2 separate regions of the Homo sapiens genome follow, and region 1 is linked to region 2. Evidence: read pairs that join two places in POLR2A ChIA-PET (ENCODE). Cell type or tissue: HepG2. All regions are shown on one strand. Links, peaks and the distances in the headings refer to the core of each region. The heading gives the core; the rest is flanking DNA.

What was found. ChIA-PET counts read pairs that join two places held together with the same protein. Peaks named below come from ENCODE experiments on the same cell type or tissue, not always from the same donor. Only the 100,000 strongest peaks of a DNase experiment are listed, where the experiment ranks them.
Region 1: POLR2A ChIA-PET joins it to region 2 with 10 read pairs; 4 of 35 experiments call an interaction of 5 or more read pairs at or near these places.

The regions. Positions count from the first base shown.
Region 1 is chr11:126,082,236-126,097,271 of GRCh38, forward strand. No RefSeq gene overlaps it. Among named protein-coding and RNA genes, the nearest start is that of CDON, 27 kb to the left of the region's middle. In HepG2, for the core only: a CTCF peak has its summit at 2,940; DNase peaks (open chromatin) are centred at 6,896 and 9,826; H3K4me3 peaks cover 314 bases.
Region 2 is chr11:126,142,042-126,157,077 of GRCh38, forward strand. No RefSeq gene overlaps it. Among named protein-coding and RNA genes, the nearest start is that of RPUSD4, 62 kb to the right of the region's middle. RefSeq lists enhancers at 4,874-5,521, 5,522-6,168, 5,856-6,000 and a cis regulatory region at 5,921-5,934. In HepG2, for the core only: a CTCF peak has its summit at 7,781 (motif pointing left); DNase peaks (open chromatin) are centred at 4,960 and 5,920; H3K4me3 peaks cover 1,908 bases.

The DNA of each region.
Region 1 (15,036 bases), core at 2,821-10,820, 60 kb before region 2:
CATTCAGGAGGCTCCATTCCAACTCTTCTGGGCTGATGCTCTGATGATTGGGACATCGATTGTGTGAAGGGCCAAACTAGACATTGTCCTACAAACCTCTCCACCTCACACAGCTCTGAAAACGTTTCTTGGAGAGGAGGCAAAGGGAGAGGAAGGGAAAGGAACAGCAGGGGGTGCAGGGTCCCCGCCTCCCACAGCTCCGCAGCCAAAGCCTGGAGAGACAAAAGGCAGTGCGGCGCAGGGGTGATTATTTCCCTTGCTCTATCACCCAGCTCAATGGGGCATTCTGGATGCCTGCCCTCCGATGCCCAGGGGCCTTATTAACAGACCTCAGCTGTTGCCCAAAGCCCTTACCTCACCCAAGAGGGCTCTATTTGCATGATAATGCCCTCCTTGGGGGAATTATTGCTTAATTAAAGAACAGCAATCACTTTAATTAGCATGCCTCCTTGCTCCCTGGTACTTTGCATGGATTCAAATGAGCTCCTCATTAGGTATTGGCACTTGGACAAATCGAGGGCCTCTGGCTGGGAAGGGAGGCTCCCAGGGCAGGCAGCCCCAGCCGGGACCTCAATGGCGGGGAGGCCCAGCCCTGCCAAGAACACAACCCCGGCTTTGTGAAGGGAATGGCAGACAGGGCCTGGGCCAGCACCCTTTGAGGCCCACAACAGGGCACACAGGGGAGGGCCAGGCCCTGGAGGGTGGTGTTTGCAGGCGCCGGCCAAGGGCTCTCTCTTTGCCTCTGTCCGCTTGAGCTACACCCCCCTTTCAGCTCTTTTGCCATTGGCATTTAGCTGTATTACACCATCCTCCTCCTCCCGTAAGAATGTTTGGAGCCTTTCTCCATCAGTCCCCGCTACACCCATGCGCACCTGGCTCAGTCTCAGTGCCCCTCAGACTCTTCACTCCCAGTTTTGGAGTGCAGTTTTCTCTTCTAACTGGTAATGTAGGAGGATGGCACATAAAACAAAACAAGCAAACAAGAAAACACACCTGTCTTCATCCAGAGATGGTATCTCTCTCCCAGGGCAAGATCACCCTGCTCTTTAGCTTCTCTCCCCTGAGATCTAGAAAGAATCCAGGAACAACTCCACCCACAGACCCCTGAGCTGCATTTCCAGAAATAGGGGCCACTGTGGATTCTCACCACCACAACTCACCCTCCCCCAATCATTAATAAAACCTAGGTTATTTTGTGGGCCACCGAACTACTGCTTTCAGCACATGGAGTCCGACGCCGACCTAATTATACTTTGATATTTCTCTTGATCTCTGTTAGAGTAGAGCAACTGGCTCCCCTCCAGGAAGAATCTTCTTCCTCTGCCTGGATGTCAGTGTACCTAAAATCACCTGACTTTTGTTCTCCTTCCTACCTCTGTCTCTCTCTCTTTCTCTCTGTCTCTCTATCTATCTCTTACACGCACACACACACACACACACACACTCTCCACGGAGAAGGTAAAAATGTCTCTAGGTTTGTATTCAAGAGATCTGGTTTCCAGTCTAAGCTTAGCATCCAGGGAAGAAGCATCTGTCTCAACTCTTTTCTGGAGTTTTCAGGAAGAGAGAGAATAGCTCCAGGCTGCCACCCCAGAGAGACCCAAAGCAGCCCTGACTCAATCCAGGACCTTCCTCCACAGCCCCAGCAGGTGCACATTCAGTCTCTCAGGCAGCTCCAGCTCCAGCTCCCTCACCTCCAACCTCCCCCGCAACCCCAGTGAGCCAGCCTGGGGCTCCCCTATCTTTAGAGTCTCCGCTTTCCCTGTGTGAGAGGAGAATTCCACCAGAAGAGGAGGGAGCTGGGAGCTATGTCAAGGGCTCAAGCTGGAGAGCCGTGGAGGGGAGTGGAAGCGGGGAGCTGGTGGTGGTGTCTGGGGAGAAAGGAACTCACTCCCCTCAGCATCATCCTGCAGAGAGAGTAACAGCAAATCAGAGGTAAATCCACTTCCTGGCAGGAAGCTGAGCCTGAAACCAGATGAAGCCACAGTGGTTCAAAGGCAGAGTGACACTCAAACAAGAGAGCAGCCCTTAATCCCCCATAGAAAGATGAGAATGGCGCGCTCAGGCCCAGGAGGGAGACCGTGCGGCTTTGTGTAAGCAGGATTGAAAACACAGCCCTATTGAAAGGCTGGGACTTCGAGACACAGACCCTGAGGGCCAGTTGCCAAGTTGAAGGCAGCCCAAGGCTGCCAGCTTTCACCTCTTTAGTTCTGGCCTTGGCAGTAATGAGGTGAAGGGCCGGGACTTTTAACTGGCTAGGTCAAAAAGGTTTCCTTATTAGACAAACAGTGCGGGCTGGGGGTGGGGGGTGCATTGGTGTCTAAGCTTAGAACCGATAGCTTCCAGAAAAAGAGGCAGAGCCAGAGGTCTGTCTCCTCACACACCTGCCTCTCCTGCCGAGCCAGCCCCTGGATCTTCACCTCTGTCCCAGCCTGCTCCTGCCCATCCGCACCAGGCTTGAGGAGGGGACTTGAGGAGGTGTCAAGAGGGCCAGAAGAGGGCCCAGCGAGCTATGGAGTGACACAGAGTGGGCTGGGGAGGAAACTGCCCTGAGGCTGCTTCTTTTTTTTTTGAGACAGAGTCTCATTCTGTTGCCCGGCTGGAGTGCAGTGGCATGATCTTGGCTCACAGCAACCTCTGCCTCCTGGGTTCAAGTGATTCTCCTGCCTTAGCCTCCTGAGTAGCTGGGACTACAGGCACACGCCACCACGCCCAGCTAATTTTTGTGTTTTTAGTAGAGACAGGGTTTCCCCATGTTAGCCAGGATGGTCTCGAACTCCTGACCTTGTGATCCGCCCACCTCGGCCTTCCAAAGTGCTGGGATTACAGGCGTGAGTCACCGTGCCCAGCCGAGGCTGCTTCTTGACCTATAGGTCAGCGCCTGTGATAAGGCAAACTTGGGGAGAACAGCCCTGTCCGGTGGGTAGACAGCCTGCAGCAGTGAGCGCCCCCTTTCCTGGGTGGCGGCAGAACAGCTCCGTGCGCAGCTGCTGTCCCCAGCACTGCCCTGGCATCAAAGGCCCACACCCTGCTTGTGTCTCTAAAGCTGTTTGTCAACCAGTGCTCTACAAAGACCTCAAGTTTAGAAGCTGGTGCCTGGGGGACCAAAAGACAGGGTGTAGGGGGTGTAGCGGAAGAGGATTCCCAAGCTGAGTGAAAGGATTTCCTATCCCCTCACTCACACATCTCAACCAGAACAGCTTCTTTTTATTGACTTGCCATATCTTCCATGTAAGATTTCATCCAAGGAGACAATTACAGAAACCAGAGAGTTGAAAAAGCACTGTCCTACAAGGTGAGAAGGTGCTCTGGAGGGGAGACTCATACTTCTCTAGTTTCATAACAATATCTTTGCACAGTTAGCATCCAAATATAATTCATTAAAGAAGTGCTTCTTAAACACCTTATTCACATGGCCACTAGTTCCACAGAGTATTGGCGGCTTGCAAAGAGATGCATGCACTAAAGCAGGAGTAAGTCCAAATAAGAATGAATAACTAGGATCACAGAAAATATACACGAAATGAAATCAAGACTAGGGAAGAGAAACACACATACACGGGGGATAAAGTCCTGCATATTTGCTGTTATTGGACTCCAGATTGGCTTCTGAGCTTCCCTGAAGGCAAATCTGGAGAGGAAAAGAGAGAGGAAAAAAAGGAGACAGACAGACAGATGTCTGGAATCTAATTCTCTTTACCAGAATGAAGGAAATATACCAGCGTGTCAGGCTAAGCAAAATTTTTTCCAGCTGTAAGTTTTAGAAGAAATTTCTCACAATGAAATTCGTATAGGCAGTGCTGAGTAACAGGATTGGCAATGTCTTTAGTTGACACCCTACAGTAATAAGACTCCGTTGATGAGGGTACAAGATAAAATGGCCCAAAAGAATGGTCTTGTATCACTTTAGTTTGATCTAAGCATAACCCATCCATTTTAGTTTGGGTTCCCCTAGAAGCAGACCTGGAGAAAGGGATTCAAATACAAGTCATTTGTTTGATCCCAGTAAACACTAGTAGGAGAGTGGGCAAGTGAGACAGGAAAGGAAAAAAGGCCCCCAAAAAGGTGTGTTACCAAGCTAGTTCCTACTAAGGGAATTAAAGCTCATCCCCACTGAGGAATTCTGGGAGTGTTGAACAGCCTCTGAATCATCCTACCTGAGGCGGGGAGGGAGCTGGGGCATATATACCAACTCCCATCAATCAATGGTTGAGGGCTGCTCTAGGAGCATGAATTCCCCGGTGTGTCTGGTTTACCACATATGTGGGCAAAGCAGGCTGCAGCAGGCAAAGAAAGGCCTCAGGCAAGTGATATAGAAGCTGGCAGTCGGAATGTCAGCCAGCATGCCCCGAAATGGTACAGGCCAAGGAGGTGCCGACAGGATGCTGACAGCATCACATCAGCTTGGGGACCCATGGTGACACCCTAGCAGGAGCAGCCCCAGGACACAGAGGTTGCAGCGAGCCAAGATCGCGCCACCACACTCCAGCCTGGGCGACAGAGTGAGCCTCCATCTAAAAAAAAAAAAAGAAAAAGAATGACATTCTGGTTTAGAGTTTTTATAATACTTTTATAATTTAAAAATTTGGAAAATGTTTATAACGACATTTCTGCCAGGAAATACTTCCTGTGGACTTTGATTTTCATGGCAGTATCAAAATGCGTGTTTTATATGTACATCAGCAACTAGGGATCTATACTCTTCATATGTGGTCCACTTCCTGGCCCCTTTGTCAAGGCCAACGAGAGGTGAGGAAAAAACCTCAATCTGGCCGGGTGCAGTGGCTCATGCCTGTAATCCCAGCACTTTGGGAGGCCGAGGCGGGCAGATCACTTGAGGTTAGGAGTTCGAGATCAGCCTAGCCAACATGAAGAAACCCCGTCTCTACTAAAAATAGAAAAATTAGCCGGGCGTGGTGGTGCATGCCTGTAATCCCAGCTACTCGAGAGGCTGAGGCAGGAGAATCACTTGAACCTGGGAGGCAGAGGTTGCGGTGAGCCGAGATTGCACCAATGCACTCCAGCCTGGGCAACAAGAGCAAAACTCTGTCTCAAAAAAAAGAAAAACAAACAAAAAACAAAACAAAAAAACCCCCTCAATCTTCTATTGGTTTAGACAGATTCGTTCACAACCACAGATAGTAAATCAATGATCAATAATGGAGTGGCTGAGCTTGAAAACTCCAATTGCTCCCCATGTAAAAATATCGACCTGGGGAAAAAAATGGGTTAAAAGAGAGCGTGCGCAATTTTATTAAATACAAATTACTTCACTTTATTCCTGTAACAGAAAGAATATTCCATATCATTAAATGCTGCCCCTAAAAGGTGAGTAAGAAGAAAGCAAAAAGAAGTTGGAGGGTCTTCCTCCAGTTAGAGTAGAGTTTCTGAGCGTTGGACTGTTATCGAGGCGCTGAACCTTGCACTGGCTGTTGTCCGGTTTCTCTCCAAAACCTGGTTGAGACCACCGGTATTTGAAAAAGTTGGGGTAAGGGGCATTCTGGTCACTGATACTATGAACCTAACCCAAGTATGAAGCCTAAGGTATTCTGCTTTAATGGGAAGGGTATGAGCCTTATAACCTCCACCTTCTGGCTGTGTGGCCTTAGCAAAATCATTTAACCTTTCTGTTCTGTCATTTGTTAAAAGAAGATAGTAACAACTTCCTTACAGGCTGTTAGGAGAGTTAGAGATAATGCATGCAAAATGCTGGCCCTGTTTCTGATATGTAGTAAAGGCACAGTAAAAGAAACTATGATTATCTAGTAAGACCCATCTCTACAAAAAATAAAAATAAAAAAATAGCTGGTCATGGTGGTGCATGCCTGTAGTCAGCCACAGCTACTCGAGAGGCTGAGGTGGGAGGATCGCTTGAGCCCAGGAGTTCAAGGCTGCAGAGAGCTATGGTCACACCACTGCACTCCAGCCTAGGAGACAAAGTGAGATCCTGTCAAAAAAAAAAGGAAGATGAAGAAACTGATTTTCATCACCAAATGAGGAGTTCTTTAAATGGAGATGGGATACATCTTCTGTTTGACATGACATAGGAGTATAATCAGGGGACCTTGGGTTCAGATATCTAATCATGCTCAAAAAGACTTAAAGTTATAAATCAATCTAGCAATTCAAGAGTACATTTACAATTAACTTTCCTCAAAGAGCCATCAGAGCATTGCTCCAAGCTAGATATTCTAAGAGAACATTTTTGAGATCTTTCTATGGCTGTGTATGGTCGTTGGCTGGCAACATTCCCCTCTGAACATCAAGGCCCAAGTAATTTGGATCATTCTTTATGGCCAAGCTTTTCAAATAAAGTTTCTATATCCTGAGGGAAACATCCAATATGCCACAGGGTGTGTGAAGCCACAGGATAAAAATGGCTCTTAAGAAAGAGGATCCTTTTGGTTAAAGACCTTTAGGGAAAACTTTAAGTAATTTAACAAGTAATTTATCAGAAGTATATTATAGATTATAAAAATATTTTAAGATGAAATGTGAGAATTTGAAGGAATTTCATGCTCATGGCCAGCGACATCCGGCGTGAGTCTCAGGCTCTTGGGGCTGAGCAGAAGGTTCTCATTATTGGAGGGCAATTGATCCCGGAAAATGGCCACTTACAGTGAATCCACTAAAAACGGGAACCAAATATTTCATAGTAAATAATAGCGAGAAAAGTGTCTATTAGAATTTTATATTGCAAATTAAACCCCCAAAAATATGTAAAGCAAGCTGCTTACGGCAAAGAACCCCACCCTTCCTCAAATGACTTAGATTAAGACTTTACCTATGACAAGGCCAGTCACAGACCCTCCAGAGTCCCTTGCTCTGCCTCATCAATGATTAGCTAAGCTGCTTGTCTCCACGGATCAATTGGGACAAAATGCTTGTAACCAAACTTCATTGAAGAGTTTCTTTTTCAAGGCCCCTGGACTTTGGGCACCCTCAGCCTGAGCCAGCAAACAGCCCTTCCTGACAAGAGGCAGGCCTCTGGGTCAAACAGCCCCTGCCTCACTGCCTGACCCTGCTGCCCCATCACCCACCCCCTTCCCCACACCTGCTTCTTTCTAGCCTTGTTTACTCTTCCCTAGAAAGGAAAAAAATTCCTGTCTGCCTTATTCCTAAGAAGCTTTCAGAAGGATGGTCAGGGCCTTCTCCCTATTGCAATAGTCCCTTCCCCTCCCCCAGCCTTGCAATAATTCTCTTTGGATAAAAGTCTACTCTTACCAAGTCTGGATTTGTTTTTTATTCGACAAGAGTATAATTTATCATATAAAGAGTAGTTTTATATATAACTTGTATGTAGACTCTATTATATATAGTTATATATTTATTGTGTATTTGTTATATGTCTACTCTTTCAAATAGTAGTTATATATTTATATACTATGTTACATATTTTTAATATATAAGCAATTTTTTTTGAGAGATGATCTCCCTCTGTCACCCAGGCTGGAGGGTAGTGGCAATCGTAGCTTGCTGCAGCCTCTAATTCCTGGGCTCAATTGATCCGCCTGCTTCAGCCTTCTAAGTAGCTGGAACTACATGTGTGTGCCACCACGCCCAACTAATTTTTCTAATTTTTTGTAAAGACAGAGTCTCACTATGTTCCCTAGGTTGGTCTTGAATTCCTGGCCTCAAGCAGTACTCTTGTCTCGGCCTCCCAAAGTGCTGGGATTACAGGTGTGAGCCACCACGCCCAGCCTAAAGCTACTCTTTATGTGGTAAATTATATGTGTGTGTATAAATTCATTCAAGTTTCATGATAACCATATAATAAAGTCCATATTCTTGTTTTAGCTTTAATTTAAAAATAAGAAAGCAGTCTCAAGAAACACTTGCCCAATAGGTGAAGTAGGGATCTGAAACCAGATCTTCTGTCTTTAAATCCTGGCTTACTCTTGCTACACAATCACTGATTTTTTTTTTTTTTTTAGACAGAGTCTTGCTCTGTTGCCCAGGCTGGGGTGCAATGATGCGATCTTGGCTTACTGCAACCTCTGCCTCCTGGGTTCAAGAGATTCTCCCTACCTCAGCCTCCCGAGTAGCTGGGATTACCGGCACCTGCCACCACACCTGGCTAATTTTTTTTTGTATTTTTGTACAGACAGGGTTTCACCATGTTGGCCAGGCTGGTCTCAAACTTCTGACCTCAGATGATCCACCCGCCTCCGCCTCCCAAAGTGCTGGGATTACAGATGTGAGCCACCGTGCCTGGCCTCACTAATCTTTTCTGAAAGTGGACAAGACGCAAACACTAAGCTTCACACCATAAGGGAGAGTGCTTGCCTCTGGCCTTTCCCGTCTCTCAGGCCTGCCCTGATGTGCTTACTCACATGCACTGTGACGGTTGTTTTTGTTTGTTTGTTGCCCCAGTGTATGCAGCTGTGCTGGTAATTAAGAACATTCTGTGGTTACGATGGAGGACAATCCCATGTGACGCCTTTAGCACAGAGACCAGCATGGAGTCAACCCTCCATGCATACTAGTGTCAACACTGGGCACCATGCTGGATGTGTTATTGAAGTCACATTTGGCCTAGTTCCAAGTGGATGTGAGGTTTGACTTAGTTACTGCACTGGATCTCCCAACAGTTTAATGAGCCAGGTGGAAGTGAGGAACCAAGACCTGAGTGTTTATCCTTTGGTAGATTGGTCTGTGTTTCCAATAACCAGTAGTGACATGTGGTTACCACATATTAGAGACAAAAAGAATCCTGCAAGTTATGTACTATTATATTCATTTTTGCAGAAGAAAATAATAGAAATTAAATAATTTGCCCAACATACAGGAGAGCTCAGTCTACTAGACTCTTAGGCTCTCCCTCTTTTTTTCCTCCTCCTCCTCCTGTTCCTCCTTGTATCTTTTATCACATTCTCTTAATCAGAAATTTTCAAGCACATAGTTTAAAGACACCAAGAGTTCTGCAAGACTTGATAAGAAACGCAACAGCCCCCTCCATCACTCCCCCTCTCCCCACCAATTCTTGCTCCTCAGGAGTAACCTTCTCAACCCTTTCTTTTCTTTTCTTTTCTTTTCTTTTCTTTTCTTTTCTTTTCTTTTATGAGACAGAGTCTCCCTCTGTTGCTCAGGCTGTAGTGCAGTGACACGATCTCAGCTCACAGCAACCCGCCTCCCAAGTTCAAGTGATTCTCGTGCCTCAGCCTCCCAAGTAGCACGCGCCACCCCACCCGGCTGATTTTTTTTGTATTTTTAGTAGAGACGGGGTTTCACCATGTTGGCCAGGCTGGTCTTGAACTCCTGACCTCAAGTGATCCACTCACCTCAGCCTCCCAAAGTGCTAGGATTACAGGCGTGAGCCACCAGGCCCAGCCTTTTCTCAACTCTTTTGAACGGATTCTTTACTTTCTTTGCTAAATAGCAAGCTTATATCGCTACTGCTTAATTTTCCAATGTTAACCATTTCCTAGATTTTTCTTAAGTTAGGCCTTTGTCTATTTCTCGTTAGGAAAAGGGAGGATTTCAGGCCCGGCGCGGTGGCTCACGCCTGTAATCGCAGCACTTTGGGAGGCCGAGGGGGGCGGATCACGAGGTCAGGAGATCGAGACCATCCTGGCTAACACGGTGAAACCCCATCTCTACTAAAAATACAAAAAATTAGCCAGGCATGGTGGCGGGCGCCTGTAGTCCCAGCTACTGGGGAGGCTGAGGCAGGAGAATGGCGTGAGCCCAGGAGGTGGAGCTTGCAGTGAGCCGAGATTGCGCCACTGCACTCCAGCCTGGGCGACAGAGGGAGACCATCTCAAAAAAAAAAAAGGAAAGGGGAGGATTTCTTTCTCTCTCCGTTGCCAAAACATCCCGTTGCCACACACTGACGCACGCAGCTCCCGCCCCCACTCAGCTGGCCATTTCCCGAGTATAATTAGATCGTAATTTTCATTAGATCAACATTCAATATTTACTTTATCATGAATACATAAACGCTACCCACAGCCAAGTCGTGAGTGTACAATGATTATTTTCCCTCTGCGAAATTTTCCTCCTAGAGTTAAAAATCGTTTGGTTTTGTTTGTTTAGTTTTCTGTATATTTATTGCTGGTGTATTCCCAAACTCTCCCCAGATTGAGTAATCTCGTTTCAATTCCCTCAAATATTGAGATGACTTAGTCTATCTGCCTCGTTTTCTCCAGGAGATCATCCCTGGATCTTCTGGCTGGGCCAGTCTGCACTGGTTGTTCCCAGGGTCTGTTACAAAGCTGGTGGCTTGAGATCTCCCTTTACTATGTTATTGGAGCTTCCCGTTCCCTTGTTTCGGGGTCCTCTTTGTGCTGGGTGACATGTCTTCCTTCTTGGTGGAGCATATCCTTTGCAGTGGAATCCTGAGACAGTGCATGACAGACAAAATATGGACACATGGCACATATCTGAAAATGTCTCCATTCTGCCCTCACATTTGATTGGGAGTTTAGGTGAGTAGAAAATTCTACCTCGGAAGTAGCTGGCCTTTCTCCATTGTCTTCTAGCTTCCAGTGCTATTCTGATTCCTTGGTATGAAACTTGTTTATTTTCTCCGGAACCTTGTAGGATCCTCTCTTTGTTGCTAATATGCTGAAATGTCATAATTTACTTTCTTTGGGTGTTGGTTTTCTTCATTGATTATTCTGGGCACTTAATGGGCTCTTTCATTCTGGAAACTCACGTCTAAGACTAGGAAAATGTTCATGAATTATACCTTTGATCAGTTGATTTTTTAGATATATTTTTTAAAAATAGAGACAGGGTCTCACTATGTTGCCCAGGCTGGTCTCAAACTCCTGGACTCAAGTAATCCTCCCCTCTTGGCCTCCCAAAGTGCTGGGATTACAGGTATGAGCCACTTTGCTTGGCTGATTGATTGAATTGTATTTATTTTTATTTTTTTAGAGATGAAGTCTCACTCTGTCACTAAGGCTAGGGTGCAGTGGCATGATCATAGCTCACAGCAGCCTCAAACTCCTAGGCTCAAGCGATCCTCCTTCCTCATCCTCCCAAGTAGCTAGGACACCAGGCATCCATCACCATGCCTAGATAATTTATTTTTTATTTTTTTAGAGATGGGGTCTTGCTATATTAAGCAGGCTGATCTCGAACTCCTGGCCTCAAGTGATCCTCCCACCTTGGCCTCCTAAAGTGCTGGGATTCCAGGTGTGAGCTGCCATGTTCAGCCTAATTTACTTTTTTAACCTCTATTTTCTCTATTATCTCTTTTTGGAATTCCTGTAATTTGAATATTTTCTTGAATGCATCTTATAATTCTCTTTTTTCTTCTCTCCTAACTCTTACCTCTACTTTCTGATTAATTTCCTCCACTTATTTTTCAATCATCTATTGATTGTTAAAACTTTATCCTATCATATTTAGTTTCCAAGAGTTCTTTTTTGTTCCCCAGTAATTCCATTCTTTTTTTTTGAGACAGGGTCTCACTCTGCTGCCCAGGCTGGAGTCCAGTGGTATGATCACAGCCCACTGCAGCCTCAACCTCCCGGGCTCAAGAAATCCTCCTGCTTCAGCCCTCCAAGTAACTGGGACTACAGGCACGCAGCACCATGTCCAGCTAATTTTTGTATTTTTTCATAGCGATGGGTCTTCACCATGTTGCCCAGGCTGGTCTCAAAATTCTGGGCTCAAGTGATCCATCTTGGCTTCCCAAAGTGCTTTGATTATAAGTGTGAGCCACCATGCCTGGCCAATATTTTTTTTATTAGCGTCCCATTCTTGATTTTGTAGATGCAATATTACAACTTTCTAAGTACATAAGAGTTTTCTTCCCCATGCATAGTCTTTGTTTTCTCCAAGATTTGTTGTCTTCTGTTTGTTTGTTCGGCCTTTTGCTGGTAGAAGCTTTTTTCAAACGCCTGGTGCTTCTTAGTGACTGCTTATGAACAGGGTACCAAACAGCTGTGTGGTAGTACTTACCACTGGATGGGCAGAGCTTGCCAAGTGTAGATTTCACTGCAGGTAATCTAGCTGGGCCATTCCCTTGGGAAACTCTTGATGTCATTTGACAAAGTTTCTCTGGGAAACTTTATCTCCTGTTAGAGAATATAAGCCTAACTTTTACCATTCAGTGGAAGAAGGCTGGTGGTCTAAACTGGCATTTAACTTCCATGTCTTCATGTGTCGCAAATTGTGCCTCCTGTCCCATTGAAACTGTTGAAACTATTTTATCATCTCTAGAGAACAGAGGTCTAGCCTTTGGTAGGATGGAAGTGTGGAGCAGGGGAGAGGACATGGCATCTACCCACTTTTTGAGCAACCTTTTAACAAATCTTGTTTTCAGTGCCAATTTTGCCCCTCTCCTTTCTAGAAGAATCTTATATCGCTCATTCCTGAGTCTTTGAGGCTTCTGAGATATAATGTAGGATGTTCCTGTCTGAGTTAGGATTGAACTTTCTCAGGCCTGCTTAGACAGGTCCAACTTATTAATATGGTACTTGTCAAATGTGCTTCCTAGCCTCCAGAATTGTGTTGCTCTTATCTCCTTTCCCGTAGTTTTTGTGAGTTTGTAATATTTTTTGTTGTGTTTTAATGTGATGGTTAATATTGAATATCAGTCTTCCAGCCTTCATCCTTCTCCCATGCTGGATGCTTCCTGCCCTCAAACATTGGACTCCAAGTTCTTCAGCTTTTGGACTCATGGAGTTACACCAGTGGTTCACCAGGGGCTCTTGGCCTTCAGCCACAGACTGAAGGTTGCACTGTCAGCTTCCCTACTTTTAAGGTTTTAGAACTCGAACTGGCTTCCTTGCTCCTCAGCTTGCAAACGACCTATTGTGGGACTTCACCTTGTAATCGTGTGAGTCAATACTCCTTAATATTCTCCTTTTCATATCTACATCTATCCTATGAGTCCTTCCCTCTAGAGAATCCTAACTAATACACTTTAGTTTAGTTTTAATGGGGTTTCAGGAAGAATGGAGTTAAAGAGTATACATCATCTGGCATGTTTAACCAGGAGTTCAAGCCAGTACTTGAACTTAACTTCCACTGTTCTAGACTGCCTCCCAGGAAACAGCCCCAATATAAGAATAATAGTAATCATAATAAAAATAAATACATAATTACCAAGCTTTTATGATCTGCCAGACACTATTTTCAGCATATGGAAACTCATCATACACTAGCTGAGGCCACTGTGAATGCTTGGGGTTCTCCTTTGGAGCCTTCCCTCGCCCCAGGGCAGCCTGAAGGAGGACTTGCAGAATCCTCTAATGGTAACAATATTGGGTTCTGGAATGACTTGTGTTCGATTTTTGGCTTCAATTACTAGCTATGTAACTGCTGCAGTGTGCACATCTGTAAAATGTAGTTACTAAATCATACCTATCTGCCTTCCTGGGATATTGTGAGGATTATAAAATATAATGTATGTGAAGCTCTCAGCACAGTGTTTAGCAAATAGAAGCATTCAGAAAAACAAAAAAAGCGCTAGGATAGGGAGAACAGAACCCTTCCCGCAGGAGGCCACATGTCTGTCCTGGGGTGAGTGTGACTTTGACAACACTGTCCTGGAGACAGATCTGGGGTGAGGGGAGGAAGCTGGTGTTTAAGGTCCTTGAGGTGGCCACACCTACACATGTTCCCCTGCCTGTGCCTAGGATCTGACATTTCTCCATGCTCCTCTCTGGTTCTGCCTTTCCTCTTGACTATACTTTTCTGTGTCCCAACCCTTCTGTTAATACCTTACTGTCTCTGTCTCTATGTGCATTTGCTAATTAAGCTACATGGAGCCCGATAAGGACAGAGTTTTTAATCTCCCTTTGCAAATAAAGGAACTGAAGCATAGAAAGGAGCCACCCCAAAGACACATGGTTGCATCCAGGACTCAAAACAGGAGATCTGCTGGTTGCGGTAGCTCACGCCTGTAATCCTAGCACTTTGGGAGGCCGAGGAGGGTGGATCACCTGAGGTCAGCAGTTCAAGACTAGCCTGGCCAACATGGTGAAACCCGATCTCTACTAAAAATACAAAAATTAGCTGGGCGTCGTGGCGGGCACCTGTAATCCCAGCTGCTTGGGAGGCTTAGACATGAGAATCGCTTGAACTTGGGAGGCAGAGGTTGCAGTGAGCCGAGATCGTGCCATTGCACTCCAGCTTGGGCAACAGAGTGAGATTCTGTCTCGAAACAAAACAACAAAAACAAATAAACAAACAAACAAAAAAACAGGAGATCCGACCCTGAACCTGTGCTCTTCGCCCACCTTGGCCTTCATTTCAAGACTGGAAGGGTCTTGATCATCTGTTTCTGGGTCATTCCATCACCAGTCCTAATGACTACTTCATTTTCATTCTCGCTAGATGTTTTTCCTTCTCGTTGAGCCCTTCTCATACACAGACCTCCTCTCACACCATTTGGCCTTGTTTTCAGTACACCCAATGGAGTTTTCAAACATATTTTGGGCCCATAAGCCTAATATGAAGAAATGGAGCCCTGGCCACGTTGCAGGAATTCCTCCTTGGAGTACAGTTTCAAGCCGCTGCCTGGGGCTTCCACCTCATGCTAACTTCTCTCTCTTTTTTCAGATGGAGTCTCGCTCTGTCACCCAGGCTGGGTGCAATGGCGTGATCTTGGCTCACTGCAACCTCCACCTTCAGGATTCAAGCGATTCTCCTGCCTCAGCCTCCCAAGTAGCTAGGATTATAGGCATGTGCCACCACACCCAGCAAATTTTTTTTTTTTTTTTTTTTTTTTGAGATGGAGTCTCGCTCCGTTGCCCAGCCTGGAGTGCATTGACACAATCTTGGCTCACTGCAAGCTCCGCCTCCCGAGTTCACGCCATTCTCCTGCCTCAGCCTCCAGAGTAGCTGGGACTACAGGTGCCCGCCACCATGCTTGGCTAATTTTTTGTATTTTTAGTAGAGACGGGGTTTCACCGTGTTAGCCAGGATGATCTCGATCTCTTGACCTTGTGATCTGCCCACCTCGGCCTCCCAAAGTGCTGGGATTACAGGCGTGAGCCACCGCGCCCAGCCTAATTTTTGTATTTTCAGTAGAGACAGGTTTCTCCACCGTGGCCAGGCTGATCTCGAACTCCTGAC
Region 2 (15,036 bases), core at 2,625-10,624:
CCTTGAGCCCAGGAGTTGGAGACCAACCTGGGACACATGGCCAAACCCTGTCTCTATTAAAAATACAAAAAATTAGCCAGGAGAGGTGGTACTTGCCTGTAATCCCAGATACTCGGGAGGCTGAGGTGGGAGGATCACTTGAGCCCAGGAGGTCAAGGCTGCAGTGAGCCGTGATGGCACCACTGCACTCCAGCCTGGGCGATAGAACCAGACCCTGTCTCAAAAATACAAAAATTAAGATAAAATAAAATAAAAATAGCCCCCGTAAAAGCAGAGAGTAGAATAGACTAGTAGCTTTCAAATAGGCCCCAAGGTGCACTGGTAGTGCATCCTGATGCCCAGGCCCCATTTCAACCAGAGCAGCTCAGCTTTATCTGTTGTATTTGTTTATGCATTGTGTAAGATTTCTTTGAAAGAAAAGCCTACCATTGTAAGCCTGTAAAGGAATAGTTTGAGGCTGGGCGTGGTGGCTCACACTTGTAATCCCAGCACTTTGGGAGGCTGAGGCAGGCAGATCACAAGGTCAGGAGATCGAGACCATCCTGGCTAACACGGTGAAACCCCGTCTGTACTAAAAATACAAAAAAATTAGCCAGGTGTGGTGGCGGGCGCCTGTAGTCCCAGCTACTTGGGAGGCTGGGGCAGGAGAATGGTGTGAACCCGGGAGATGGAGCTTGCAGTGAGCCGAGATTGTGCCACTGCACTCCAGCCTGGGCGATAGAGCAAGACTCCATCTCAAAACAAAACAAAACAACAAAAAAAGAATAGTTTGAAAGCCACTAAGGTTTAATTTCTTTTGGAATTCCCCACCAGCTTGAAGAATGACCATTCCCAAAAGAAACCCGCAGTGAACACATGTAACAACTTTTGGGCATAGTTCTCAAATTCAAATCACCTGGGCTGTTGTCAAATCATTTGTTCTCATTCTTTTGTTCAAAGGAAAAATTATGACCAGCATAAGGAATTGTAACTCTCCCCTCTTTTCATTTGGTCCAGGAATGGGAGACACACACACACCACAAGTTCTGCCATGCGTCCAGCTTGTGCCCATGACAGGCACCATGAGTTAGTTATTAACGCTCTCTGAACAATGACAACAACACAGTCTTGGGGTCCTTCTAAACAGAGTGCCCAGGCAGTTACCCTCAATCTGGACAAATTGGTACATTAGCTGAAACCTCTCTGCTAGCCCAGATTTGGTTGGCTGACTCCAAGAATGTCAGCTAAAAGGAATACCACTGTCCCTCCCCATCCCAATATCCTTCCTGGCTCCTGGATCTGTTGGACAAGGCACCTGTTATATATATATATATTTTTTTTTTTTAATTTTACTTTAAGTTCTGGGATACATGTGCTGAACATGCAGGTTTGTTACATAGGTATACATGTGCCATGGTGGTTTGCTGCACCTTTAAGCCCCGCATGCATTAGGTATTTGTCCTAATGCTCTCCCTCCCCTTTCCCCCCATCCCTGCCCCGACAGGCCCTGGTGTATGATGTTCCCCTCCCTGTGTCCATGTGTTCTCATTGTTCAACCCCCACTTATGAGTGAGAACATGCAGTGTTTGGTTTTCTGTTCCTTTGTTACTTTGCTGAGGATGATGGTTTCTAGATTCATCCATGTCCCTGCAAAGGACATGAACTCATCCTTTTTTATGGCTGCATAATATTCCATGGTGTATATGTGCCACATTTTCTTTCTCCAGTCTATCATTGATGGGCATTTGGGTTGGTTCCAACTCTTTGCTATTGTGAATAGTACTGTAATAAACATACGTGTGCATGTGTTTTTATAGTAGAATGATTTATACTCCTTTGGTTATATACCCAGTAATGGGATTGCTAGGTCAAGGATCTAGGACTAGCCATATTTTTAACAGGCCAAGTAGGCCTGGCCTTAAATAGGGGGGGTGTGGGGGGAGTGGGGGGATAAGGCCTTCAAACTTCTTGTTAGCTGCCTTGGCCCTAGAGAAAGAGGCTTACAACCTACAAAGAATAGGGCCATTCCTCACACCTTGCCATCCATGCAAGGTTCAGGGACTGCTACCATACACAACTCAGTTTGTATCTTCAGACCCTTCCCATCTGTTTATTCTCTAAAAATATATGTGAGAAAAAGATGCTCAGGAAAAACTGTAAAGGACTTTGAACTTGTTGAAAGGGGAAGTCTAAAAAGGGGTTGAGACAGAACTGGATTCCAAATCCAAAGCTGGGCTGGGAAAGAGGAACTCTCTGGAGGCATCCAGTGAGGGTTCAGGGAGAAGGAGGCACATCATGGCCCAGGAATGATCTGGGAGGGGCCACTGTCAATGAAACAAGGCAGAAAAGATTAAAAGACTTATGTGAATGCAGGCGAGGTAGGAGGGATATGAATTTGGTTGACGGTTAAAGACGTCATTCATTCATTCATTTAGAGAAAGGGTCTTACTCTGTCTCCCAGGCTGGAGTGCAGTGGTATGATCATAGCTCACTACAGCCTCAATCTCTGGGGCTCAAGCAATCCTCCTGCCTCAGCTGCCTGAGTAGCTTGGACTCAGGTGCACACCACCACCATACATACATATATATATATATATATATATATATATATATATATATATATATATATATATATTTTGTTGTTGTTGTTGTTGTTTTGTTTTTGAGACAGAGTCTCGCTCTGTCGCACAGGCTGGAGTGCAGTGGTGCGATCTCAGCTCACTGCAAGCTCTGCCTCCCAGGTTCACGCCATCCTCCTGCCTCAGCCTCCCAAGTAGCCGGGACTACAGGCGCCCGCCACCATGCCTGGCTAATTTTTTGTATTTTCAGTAGAGACAGGGTTTCACTGTGTTAGCCAGGATGGTCTTGATCTCCTAACTTTGTGATCCACCCGCCTCAGTGTCCCAAAGTGCTGGGATTACAGGTATGAGCCACCGCACCCGGCCATATATATATTTTTTGAAGAGATGGAAATTTTTTTTTTTCAGACATTGCTCTGTCACCCAGGCTGGAATGCAGTGGCACGATCTCGGCTCACTGCAACCTCTGCCTCCTGGGTTCAAGTGATTCTCCTGCCTCAGCCTCCTGAGTAGCTGGGATTACAGGCACCAGCTACTACGCCTGGCTAATTTTTGTATTTTTAGTAGGGATAGGGTTTCACCATGTTGGCCAGGCTGGTCTCGAACTCCTGAGCTCAAGTGATCCACTTGCCTCAGCCTCCCAAAGTGCTGGGATTACAGGTGTGAGCCACCGCGCCTGGAGAGACGGAATGTTACTATGTTGCCCAGGCTGGTCTTGAACTCCTGGTCTCAAGCGATCCTCTCACTTCAGCCTCCCAAAGCACTGGGATTACAGGTGTGCCGGCCTCAACCTTTTAAACAAGCAGAATTACCTTTTCAGAAGAAATCTCCCTCAGATCCCCAGGATATAAACTGGTAAAGGAGTTACTATAGTTTGATGTGGATTAGCAGCCCTCCCTACACCAGCTCTGCACCCACCCTAAGGACTGGGACTCAGAGAAGTACAGTTACTGCCTGAGGTCACCTGGCTAGGAAGTGGCTCAGCGGGGTTTAGAAATCACACGTGTTGGCCGAGCGCAGTGGCTCATGTCTATAATCCTAGCACTTTGGGAGGCCGAGGTGGGTGGATCACGAAGTCAGGAGTTCAAGACCAGCCTGGTCAAAATAGTGAAACCCTGTCTCTACTAAAAATACAAAAATTAGCCAGGCATGGTGGAATACACCTGTATTTCCAGCTACTCGGTAGGCTGAGGCAGGAGAATCACTTGAACCTGGTAGGCAGAGGTTGTGGTGAGCCAAGATCACGCGATTGCACTCCAGCCTGGGCAACAGAGCGAGGCTCCATCTCAAAAAAAAAAAAAAAAAAAAAGAACTCACACATGTTGATGACAGAGGGTCCCATGTCTTCTCAGGAACAAGACACACCCACTGCTTTGCTCATCCCTGTGTACCCAGTGTCTGGGATGGGGTCTGGCACCCAGAAGGCTTTCATTTGGGTGTTTGTGGAAGGCTCCTTCCCCCGTAGCTGTCCTCGGCAGGGACTCAGCCTCGCGGGTCATCAGGCAGTCTCGGGGAAGTGTTCTGTGCCAGGGGTCTACTTCAGCCCCCTGTTCTGGGTGCTGCCTCGAAGGCCAGTCCCTCTGGGATGTGTGTTGGGACGGGGATTGGGTGAGCACCCTGGGCCTTGGCAGGTGAGGTCATTCACCTCTCCTTCTCTGAGGGACTTCTGGAAACTTGAGGCATCCTCTGAGCAGCGTCGTTCCTGCCCTTACTTGGTCAGGAAGCTGTGATGCAGCCCAGAGACCCCCTAGTCCTTTCCTCCCCCCACTCTCCTCTCTGTGTACCTTGAGCACAAACACTCGGAGAGCTCCTGGAGAGACGAGTTCCAGCAGGAAGCAGGGGGTGTCCTGGGGGCCCAGAGAGAGAAGGCCCTGTCGTCTGTGGGGGCCACAGGTCTCCACCCGTGCTCAGCCCCTTCCCTCACCTCCTCCCATCTTCCTCAGGATCCCGCTCCCCCACCCCCTCATCCCTCTGCACAGACCTGCCAAGTTTGGGACATGAGAACAGGCCAGGTCCCCTCTGGGGAGCCCGGGGTGGGCGGAGCCAGGCCTGGCTGGGCCTCCAGGTTGGCCTGCCCTGGCCCCTGGGTTTAATAAACTCCGAGAGAGGTTTTCAAAGGCCACTTGATCTTCCCCATCAGGCAGCCCCTGTCTCCCTTTCAGAGCCGCGGGACTGGAAAGAAAAAACCGCTCAATGAACAAGGCGGCCAGAGAAAGCTGAGCTGCGGGGCACCTTCTATGAATTTCTGATGAGCCCACGGCCCTGACTCCTGGGTCCCGGCCCGGTGCAGTCAGGGATGTTAGTTTAAGTCATTTCGCACGGTTCACTGGCTCTCTGAGAGCAGCTTGTCTCCAGCCTGGGCCTCTCTAACAAGCTCTTTTTACTCAGGGCTTCTCTGAGCATAGACCTCAAACAATAGCAGCTTTCAAGGGGCTCGGCCCTCCTCTGGCGGCCTCCCTCTCCCAACCCCAGCCAAGCCCAGCCTCTATCGCTCACTGCCCACCTGAGCGCCCCCACCCACAGCCTGACCCGCAGCGGCATTCAGGGAAGACTCGCCCCTTCCTCCCTCCCTCCCTCCCTCCCTCCCTTCCTTTCCTGTCTTCCTCCCTCCCTCCCTCCCTCCCCTTCCTTTCCTCCCTCCCTCCCTCCCTACTGCCCCTGCCCTTTCTTGCTGTAAACAGGGCAGGAGTGCGCAGTGGGGCTCTCAGGAGCAGGCCACACTGCCACGCAACTCTAGAACACTGTGTGGATGGCACCCCCTGGGGTTGTGCAATGAAGAGCCCCCAGTAGAACGCAGCTCATTCCAACACTCTAAGCCTATTGGGCTCCTCAGCCCTCTTGAAACTGAGCAGTTTCCTCCTCCCTTTAGTCCAAGGAGGGAGCTGGCTTCCTCCACACTGCAGGCTGTCACCTGCCCCGCAGGACCCAGACCTGGTGGGGTTGATGGAGTTGCCTCCAAGAAGCGTGAAGCCGGCTCGGAGCACCTCTAGTGCCCAAGCCTGAGAGCGGACATTGGCGGCAGCGTCCCCCTGCAGAGGGGCTCCCCAGACACCAGAGGGACCGTGGCTCTCATCAGTCCAGGCCTCTCTATCTTCCCCATTCCCACTGTTCTCCACTGTCCCCCCTGTTCCTCAGAGCAGTGATGAGACAACTTCCAGTCCTCCCTACCTGCCTCTGGCCTTCTTGCTCGCTAAGGGGTCTTAGGAAGAGACTCCTGGGAAGAGGTTCATTAATCAGCAGATGAGTCATTTACATGTTTAGACTAGACCTCTGGCCAAAGCAAACAAACAAACAAAGTTCATATTGAGACAAGTCAATATTTGACTTAATGAGAGTGCCTTGCCAGTTGAATGCTTTGATGGTGACCTTTGACCTGGGAGCTTTGGAAGGCATTTGAGCTGCAGTCCCATGGACACTGCACTTTGGGAGGGGCTCCAGCCCCACTCCTACAGCACCTGCCAGCAATTAAGTTTCCCTCCCCAGGGATCTAGGCCCTGCCTCTGGGGCCATGGGGTCTCTCACCTTTCAGGAGTCCCAGGCAGCCCAGGACTTCTTTCTTTCTGGAAGCTGCTAGAGAAAGCCCAGTTTCATGTCCCCTTTGCAAACCCCCCCACGCTAATAACTCACCTTCTTCAGGAAGTGAAGTCTGATCAGAGACAGCCTGGCAAGAGGAAAGAACGAGAAATTGGGGACAGGACCCCGATCCCAGCTATACCTTCAACCCCTGTTTGCTGTCTGACTTTGGTGAACATTCCTGTTCTCCAGCCTGAATTCCTCATGACAGTGTGGGGACTGGATTTCTTTCTTTCTTTTCTTTTCTTTCTTTCTTTTCTTTCTTTCTCTCCCTTTATTTCTTTTTTTTGGACAGAGTCTCAAAGAGCAGAGTCTAAAGTGCAGTGGCTTGATCTCGGATCACTGCAGGCTTGACTCAGGCTCAGGCAATCCTCCCACCTCAGTCTCTCGAGTAGCTGGAACCACAGGCACACACCACCACACTCAGCTAATTTTGAATTTTTTGTAGAGATAGGGTTTTGCCATGTTGGCCAGGCTGGTCTCAGACTCCTGGTCTCAAGTGATCCACCTGCCTAAGCCTTCCAAATGCTGGGATTATAGGTGTGAGCCACCACTTCTGGCCCCATGTTTCTCAAGAGTTTAGTTCCCACTTGTCCAGTTTCAGAATCCCCTGGAGGTCTCGTCAAAAATGCAGACTTCAAGTCCCCTCCCCAGACCCGCCACTAAAGCAGAATTTCTGGGGGTAAAGCACAGTCTGCATTTGAACATGTCCCCAGGTGAGTTTTAGGCCCACCAGAATTGAGAACCACTGTCCTAGTTGGTCCCAAACTACAGCTTTAGCTGAAAATCTGCCTAGGTGCTCAGTCTGAAGTCACTTTAGCCCTATTCAGGGCTGGATTTTCCAGGAAGCTAATGGCTTTTGCACAGGATCCTTGCAAGGCCCTGGGAGGAATCCTGGTACATTTGTGTTCATACTTGTGAATTCTTTTACTTAAAAAGAGTTCCCACCACCACCACCAAATTGTAAAAGCTCAGACCCCGCCAAGCCTGGCTTTGCTCCTGGTTGAACAGTTGATTGGTGATTTTGTATTGAGTCTGAAGTTTTGCCACAACTCTCCCCTCTGATAAGTTCACCTTCAGTTTCTCTTGCATTCCGTATCCTTGTAGAGTCTATATTCTTTGCACAGTGAGAGCCATAATATTATCTCTAACTATCACTTCTACTGAAATCCCAGGGGTCAAATTTCAGTGACCCATTATGGCCAGAGGTAGAAATAATTCCAGAAACAGAAAAGTGTCCCAGGCTGGCTGCTGCCCCCAAACCCAGACTCTATTCACCAAAAGAGGTTTATTCCCAGGTGTTGGGACAGGTCAGACCAGGCCAGGTCAAGAAAGTCGGGCCCCAGTGTTTAAGCCAATTGGCCATTCTTCACATCAAACCAGATTTAAATTCAAATCTTGACTTGGCCTCTTATCAGCTGAGCGATGCTAGAACCTCAGACTCCTCTGGCATGAAGAGGTGAGGATCCAGGCTGTGGCGAAGGTTGCAGGGACAGTAGATGTAAAAGCACAGTTGTAAAATATTGCTCATTGGGCAATATGGAAGCGAGGGGCCTTGACACCATCAGTGATCTAGAGTGTGCATGGACTGTGCCAAATCCTTCCAGTGCAGCTGTGTTGCAGAGAGGCGACCAAGGCCCCCTACTGACCATACTGTCAGGGGTAGGAGTCCTGCCAGCACCCCTCATCACAGGGACTAAACAGTACCCTGGCATGCACTGCACTCCCTTCCCTCTTTAGTGTGGGCCACAGAGCTGGGCAGGGAAGTAGACGGCGGGGGCAGGACAGGATGTGGGTGGAGAACCTCTCTGCTCCCCTGACCCCCTGCAGCCCTTGGCAACTCAGGGGGACAGGGAGAGGGAGGAGGAGGAGAGGAGGAGGAAACCACATCTGGTCTGAGTGAGGCTCATAGCCAGGAGAGCAGGGCCCTGAGCTGGGAGGAGAGGAAGCAGGGAGGGCTGGCATGGGCCTTGGCCAGTCCAGGAGAGCAGAGGGAAAGTAGTTGGTGTTCGGGGAAAGCAAATAAATAGAGGGGTTGAGACAATAATAATAAAGAGAAGAGCCATTAAAGTGAAGAATAGAGATTGTGTCACACCCAAGACAAACAGAAAATAAACAGCCAGTAGATCCCCTCCGCAGATGTTTGGCACTGAGTGAAGACAGATTAAAGATGCGTGGAAGATGCCTAAGTCAACCAAGCCTCTACCAGCAGCAGCTGGAGAGCAGGTGGATGGAAGCCTCCGCCAGAGAGGTCTTTGCGGCTGAAGGGAGCCAGCCCCAGAGACCACGGCACCCTCCGGAAGCCGGCACCTGCAAGCGTGGGATGGGAGGAGAGGGAGATGCCGTCCCTCCCCGGACAGGGCTGGTCCCTCTGTTGGTGCAGTCCCCTTGGCCTCCTGCAGGACCACGTCCCCCAGCACCCAGGTGGAGTAGGTTCTTCAAGTGGCCTCATAGACATCCTGCCCCTTTGCTGCTTTGCCACCAGGCCCATTTCAATGACTCTTCAAGGACCCGGTCTTTTTTTCTTCTTGGCATCTGGCTTCTGAGCTGACCTTTGTCCTGTCCCAGTGAGAGGGTGGGGGAGCTCAGCATCGGGGGTACTGCACCCCCATTGACTCAGTCTTCTACTCTGGGTGTCTGGCACCACAACAGACGCCTTGGGGGTTACAAAGATGAATAAGACACCATTCCTTCTCCAAAGGTACTTATGATCTGGGATAAAGGAAACTCAAATTTTCTGAGTGTCCATTCCATAATACCTCTCTGCCCGGTGCCTTCAAATGGTCTACCTTATTTATTCTTCAAAATAACCCTGTTCGTAGGAATTATCCCTTCATTATTCCTAACCAGGAGGAGGCTGAGGACCAGAGAGATTTGGTGCTGTTTCTATGGTTGCAAAGCTAGGAAAGGATGATCTGGTACTCAACCCAAAGTCTAGTGCTCTTTCTCTGAACCCGTAAACAACCATAAGGTGAAGCAGAATTTGACAACAACCAAAGAAAAGCACGTGCTCTTAAAAGATACAAGAAAGAGTTCTCCTGTCTCGCATCCACCCCTGCCCCCTTAATGAGAACCAAACTTCATCTTTCTGTTCTGTGCGCCAGCAGGGAGGAGCCGGCACATCCCATGCCCAGCTAGGGCCAAGCGCCTGCAGGTGTCTGAGGAATGCTAATGGCCGTGAATTGGGGGAGGGTGTGCACAGGCTCTTCTGCAGCATTTGCTTCCCATTAAGCCCATTCCTCTCCAGACCCTCCTGCCCGCTCCAGCAACATGCAGCTTTCATGAGCCAATTACCATGCCCAGGTTTTTCTGTTCCTCTGAAGCCACTGACACTGCTAACCAGGCACAGATGCAGTAGGGCATGCCCCTGCTGTCCACTTCAGAGCAGGGTTTTTCTTTGCCCCAAGGACCACAGGTAGAGGGAGGAAGGTTGGATAGTCCAATTTCAACTCAGCCCCCAACAGGAAGGGGAGGCCTCAAAGGGCAATTTGTTGATTACGAGTGGTTTTTCGAGTGGAATAGGATCAGCTGGGTGACTTGTGCCTAGCCAGGACTGAAGAGTCATGGACAGGGCAGGGGACCCAACTGGGAAGAACAGAGACTAGGTTTGAAATAAATGTGCAGGCCAGGAGAGCTTCCCCTGAAACCTTTAGTTTACAAATAGGTATCCAGAGTCTTAAGAGTAACTTAATTCAAAACGAATTGCATTAAAACCTACTTAGAAACTAATCAGAGAGCCTGAAACCTCATATTTTCTTCCTATTTCTTAAATCTCATCAGCCTTACCATATTTTCAACCTCTTAAAATTTTCTTTGACCTTCAAGTCTCAGTTTTCCATGGACTTTCACAGATATTCCTGGACAAATTTAACCTCTCCTTTCTCCTTAATCCCTCCACACACTGGCTGTATTTCCTTGAATCCAGTTTCACTCTACCATATCTCTGTGGGTTTATTCTTATGTATTTTCCCCCAGAAATCCCAATGTTTCTTTAATCTGAGGACAGTGTCCTTTCATCAGTTCTGGAAAATTGAACGTTGCCATGTCCCTTTCTCTATATTCTTCTCCTGTGCAACTCCCTGTAAAGGTAATTTGGATCCTCTCATTTTATCCTCTATGCCTTTTTGGCTTCTCCTCCACATTTTTTCTCTCTCCTGTTTCCATGCTACATTTGTTGTAATTTCCTCTGATCTATCTTTCAGTTCATTAATTCTCTGCTCAGCTTCATCTAATCTGCTGTCTGACACATCTATTGAGCTTTTAATTCAATGACTATATTTTTTATTTCTAGAAAGTTCTTGTTTTTTAACAAATTTGCCTGTTTCTTCCAAAATATCCTATATTTTCTTTATGTTTCTATGTTTTCACCTTTTTAATCATTTTAAACATAGTTATTTTAAAGTCTCTTTCAGATTGTTACATTGTTTTATTTATTGGAATGCTAAACTAGTTTGATATGTTTGCTGACTTTCTCTAATAGTATATCATTTCCTGATGTGGGTTTGTAATTTTTTTATTGTTTGGGCAACTTCAAAGGGGATCAGATTTTGCTGTGAAATGCTGTTGCTCTGGGGCACATTCCTCCTGAATAGCTGTGTATTTCCTTCTCTTGATACACCATGAGTTTTACTGGTCTGGGATCTATTTTTATATTAATTTCTCAGCTTGGGAATTCCAGCAGTGGAAATTCAGACACTGTAGTCACATATGGTTCAGGCCTGCAGCTTCTATTTCTCACAGAAGACTTTTTTCTATTTAGAGTCCCAGTCAGGATAAGATTAACTGTCCCTACCCTAAGCCTGTGATTGGTATTTTTTTGATCCTGGTTTGTCTGAGGTTATATCTCTTACAGGGTCCCAGTCTTTGCATAGGTCTCAATTTTAGCTATCTTCCTCTTATAAACTAGAGATCATGTCACCTGCCCCCAGGGCAGCATCAAAACCATAATGCCTAGCACCTAGAGCTACATCCATCCTGATGTCCCTCATGGAATAGCACCATGGCTTCAGCTGGTGGAGCTCACGACTCAGACTTTACGTTCTATGTTTACTTAGTGGTAATTTTTTCACTGTGCTTTCCATTCCAGGTCATGAATGTCAAGCACTTTTTTTCTCCTACAGTGCCTAGCATGGTGCTCTGTAATGAGCCTTCTTATTTAGCCATTCACATACTCGACATCCTTAGACCCAAACAGGACTCCTTTATACGTGCAGAATCCAGAAGCCAGCAAGGGCATGAGGCATGATGGAAGGAGGGGTTGCAAGCACAGGGAAGAGGAGAAACAGCAGCAGTGAGCACGTGCCTGGAGCAGGATGCTCCCCTGCTCTCCCTGGAGCTTGTTTCTTTCCTAGGACCTAATGCAGGTCATAAGGAGAGATCTGGACCAAGAACTGGACCTCCTTTAGTCTAATCTCAGGCATGTATGAGCTGAGTGAACTGGGAAGTCACTTCGTCTTTCTTGAGTATCTGTAAAATGGAGATGAGGGGTTGGCCTGGGTGCTGTCCAAGATCCCTTCCAGGTCTCACAGCCTTTGGAGCTGCAAGTGAAGAACATGAACTGGACATAATGGGCTGGGCTCTCGCCCAGATGTCCGCCACCTTTTCCCCACCCCAGATCACCCACTGGAGTTTCTAGCTCTCCCGTGCCGCTCCTTCCTCTAGCACCCAGGTCTCTCCTTTCCACCCAGCCTCCTTTCACCATTCCCTGCTGTCCCTTCACATCTACTCCCTACTGAGGCCTTTGTCCTGTGTCTGTATCTTATGAAAGGAGGGTGACACTGTGGTGGCAATTAGTATCCCCTACAGTGGTGGGGGATGAGTCTCATGGGGCATCAGAAGGGAAGGGCAGGTGAACAGCAACCCAGTACCTAGCTGTGCAGAAGCCCCATCTGCTTCTAGCTTCAGGGTTTCCCAAGCCTTGGACTGGAGACCCTGCATCTTAATGAGCCTCTTGAGCCGGTTCAGAAACAATGAATCAAAACCAGCTGGAAGCTGCCCTCCGACCCAGCTAATGACTTGTTTATTGTCAGAGCAGCAGTGCGTCATATAAGGGAATTTCAAAGTGTCACTAATTGGCAGAGCGCCAGTAAATAGCACCATATAAATCTGAAGACACTTCCACTAGGGCTGAGGACTGTGGAAGATACAGCTGAGGCAGGGGAAGAGGAGATTGCAGGGCGTGGCAGTGGGTGCAAAGCGCACCCACTTGTCAATGGCTGCAGCCTCTTCCCTGTATCTCTACCATCCCATGGGGACTGTGTTTGCTCCGTGACTAGGGAAGAAAGCCCTGTGATGGGCCCTGTCCCACCTCTGATGACATTGTACTGCACACCTCCAACCCCAAGATGCCTCGCTTCCTGCCGTACTATGGGGGACGCAGCTTGTAGCACTGTATTATGGGAAAAGGTGTCCTCTTGCTGAGGAAAGGACTCATGATCTCATCCGAGTCGGGTGAGTACATCTGTAAACATAAAGTCCCTTCTATGCATTACACAGAAATGTTCTGCTAACTGAAGAACTGCAGTGAGACCCTTACTCCAGTGGGCCCTTCCCTGCTCTCCCTTGAGTTCATTTCTTTCCTAGGAGGTAGTGCAGCTCATAAGGAGAGACCTGGACCAAGAGCTGGACTTCCTTTGGTCTGATCTCAGGCATGTATGAGCTAGAAGGACCAGGAAGCAATGACTGATACGATAAAAAGAAGCTCCTTCTCACTCAGCAGGACCCATGAGCTCCTGCTGGAAGCAGAACGAGAAGGTGGGCCAGCAACGGGTAATCAGCGAAACCAATGGCTGTTCCTTCCTTGCTCCCCAGCGCCTCTCATACATGCAGCCTTGCTGGCGGCTCCGCACTTATCTATTGTTTTGAACTAACAATTTGGAGAAGAGGAAGCAAGAGTAAGTGAGAAAGGAGGAAAAGCATAAAGTAGAAAATAAAAGGGGGTAGAAGGGAAGACAGAAGGTCAGCATTTCAAGTGGCATAACCTCTGTGAGGCTTGGCAGGCCAGGGCAGGCACAGAAAGCCTTTTCCTTCTGGCCCGGCTGGGAAGGCGAGTTTGGGCTCTGCAGCTCTGTGGAGAGGGCGGTGATCGGGCAGAGGCACCGAGGGCTGATTCCTCGGGGTTGACCATTCTGTGTCTGGGAGTGATGGCCCTAACGTTAGGCCCAGCCTACTGCTGGCTAAGCTTATGACATGTGGCATCAAGAAGCCAGGTGGAGAATGGGAGGAAGGCAAGCTCTGTGTGCAGCAGAGAGGACAGGAAGTTCAAGGACACCTGTGATCTCAAGATGAGAGCAAGGACTGCGTAAATTTAGGGACATCCATCAGGGCCAGCGGTGTAGTAAGAGAACTCCCTAGCACAACCCAGCTGATCTCTCACGGTGGGTTCCATGATTGCCATCCCCATTTTACAGATGGAAAACTGAGGTTCAAAGATTCAGGACATTTCAGGGCTGCTTACTCGCCCACTCATGCACTCCCAAGCGTGGATGGAGAACTTACGTCTCGGGCCCTGGGCTGGGAACGGTGAAACTTGCAGATGTGAATGAGCCACAGCCTGTGTCCTCCACGGGCTTCAGAGCTAACAGGGGAAATGGCATCCGAACAAATAAAGAGAATGTAAAACACCACAGGGGAAAGAATTGGGAAAGAGGAATGAGCAGAACACACGGAAGAGGATAGGAGGGGTAAAGTCTGATCTGGTAGGAACAGGGGGCACTTCACAGAGGGGTGATATCTGAGGTGAGCCTTGAAGAAAAGAGAGATTTCTAACAAGTGAGCGAGGCCCGCAGGGGAAAGGCAGGCCCCACGGAGAGGGCCCGGGCGCTGCGGCTGCGTCTTCCCGCCTCCCCGCCCACAGCCACGCTCACAGCACACGGAGGCTGCGGGCTCGTGTCCAGCTCATGGAATAGTCGCTGAGACAAGGCACTTGGGCAAAAAGTACCCGGCTGAGGAAATTCCCCCAAACAGAGACACAGGACGTCCTAGTGGCCTTGGCCCCTATGTCCCCCGATCTCCATGTCTTTCTCCTCCGAGGAATCCCTCACGATTTAGCCCTTTGCCTGACTTTATTAGCCAAATACCTGGTTTCAAGTATTAAGAACACCTGAAAAACTTTATCCCCCAGTACATCTACTTTGTTATGTTTCCAACATTAAAATTTTAATTTTATTAATTTTTATAATTGGTTTCATATGATGCAGACATAAAACAAGAGTCAAAAGGACATATAAGGAAACCAGGCATGGTGGCTCACACCTGTAATCCCAGTACTTTGGGAGGCTGAGGCAGGCAGGTCACCTGAACTCAGGAGTTTAAGACCAGCCTCACCAACATGGTGAAACCCCACCTGTACTAAAAATACAAAAATTAGCGGGGCATGGTAGTAGGTGCCTGTAATCCCAACTACTCAGGAGGCTTAGGTGGAAGGATCACTGGAAGCCAGGAGAAGGAGGTTGCAGTGAGCCAAGGTCATGCCACTGCATTCCAGCCTGGGTGGCAGAGGGAGACTCCGTCTCAAAAAAAAAAAAAAAAAGGACATAAAGAAAAGTATTCCTCCCATCTCTGCCATGGGCCACTTAGCCCCTCTTCCTGTTCCCAAATATTCTCAATATTACCAGGGCCTTGAGTATTTTTTTCTGAGACTTTCTACTTGCATGTCCTTTTTAAAAAGAGAAATACCTTCATCCACTGAAATACATTTTCTGGGCTATTTTAGACCTTCCCTGCGGGGAGACAAGAAGGAACAGTACGTAATTCCTGGCCCATGTGGAAGAGCAAAATCCTCCTTAAGACTCTACACACAATTGCGCAACGTTCGTCCTCAGTAATCTAGCTCATCTTGTTTGCGTTATACGCATCCTCTCTTGCAATGCTCTCAGTAACCTATGGCCAGCGCTACTGTCATTAT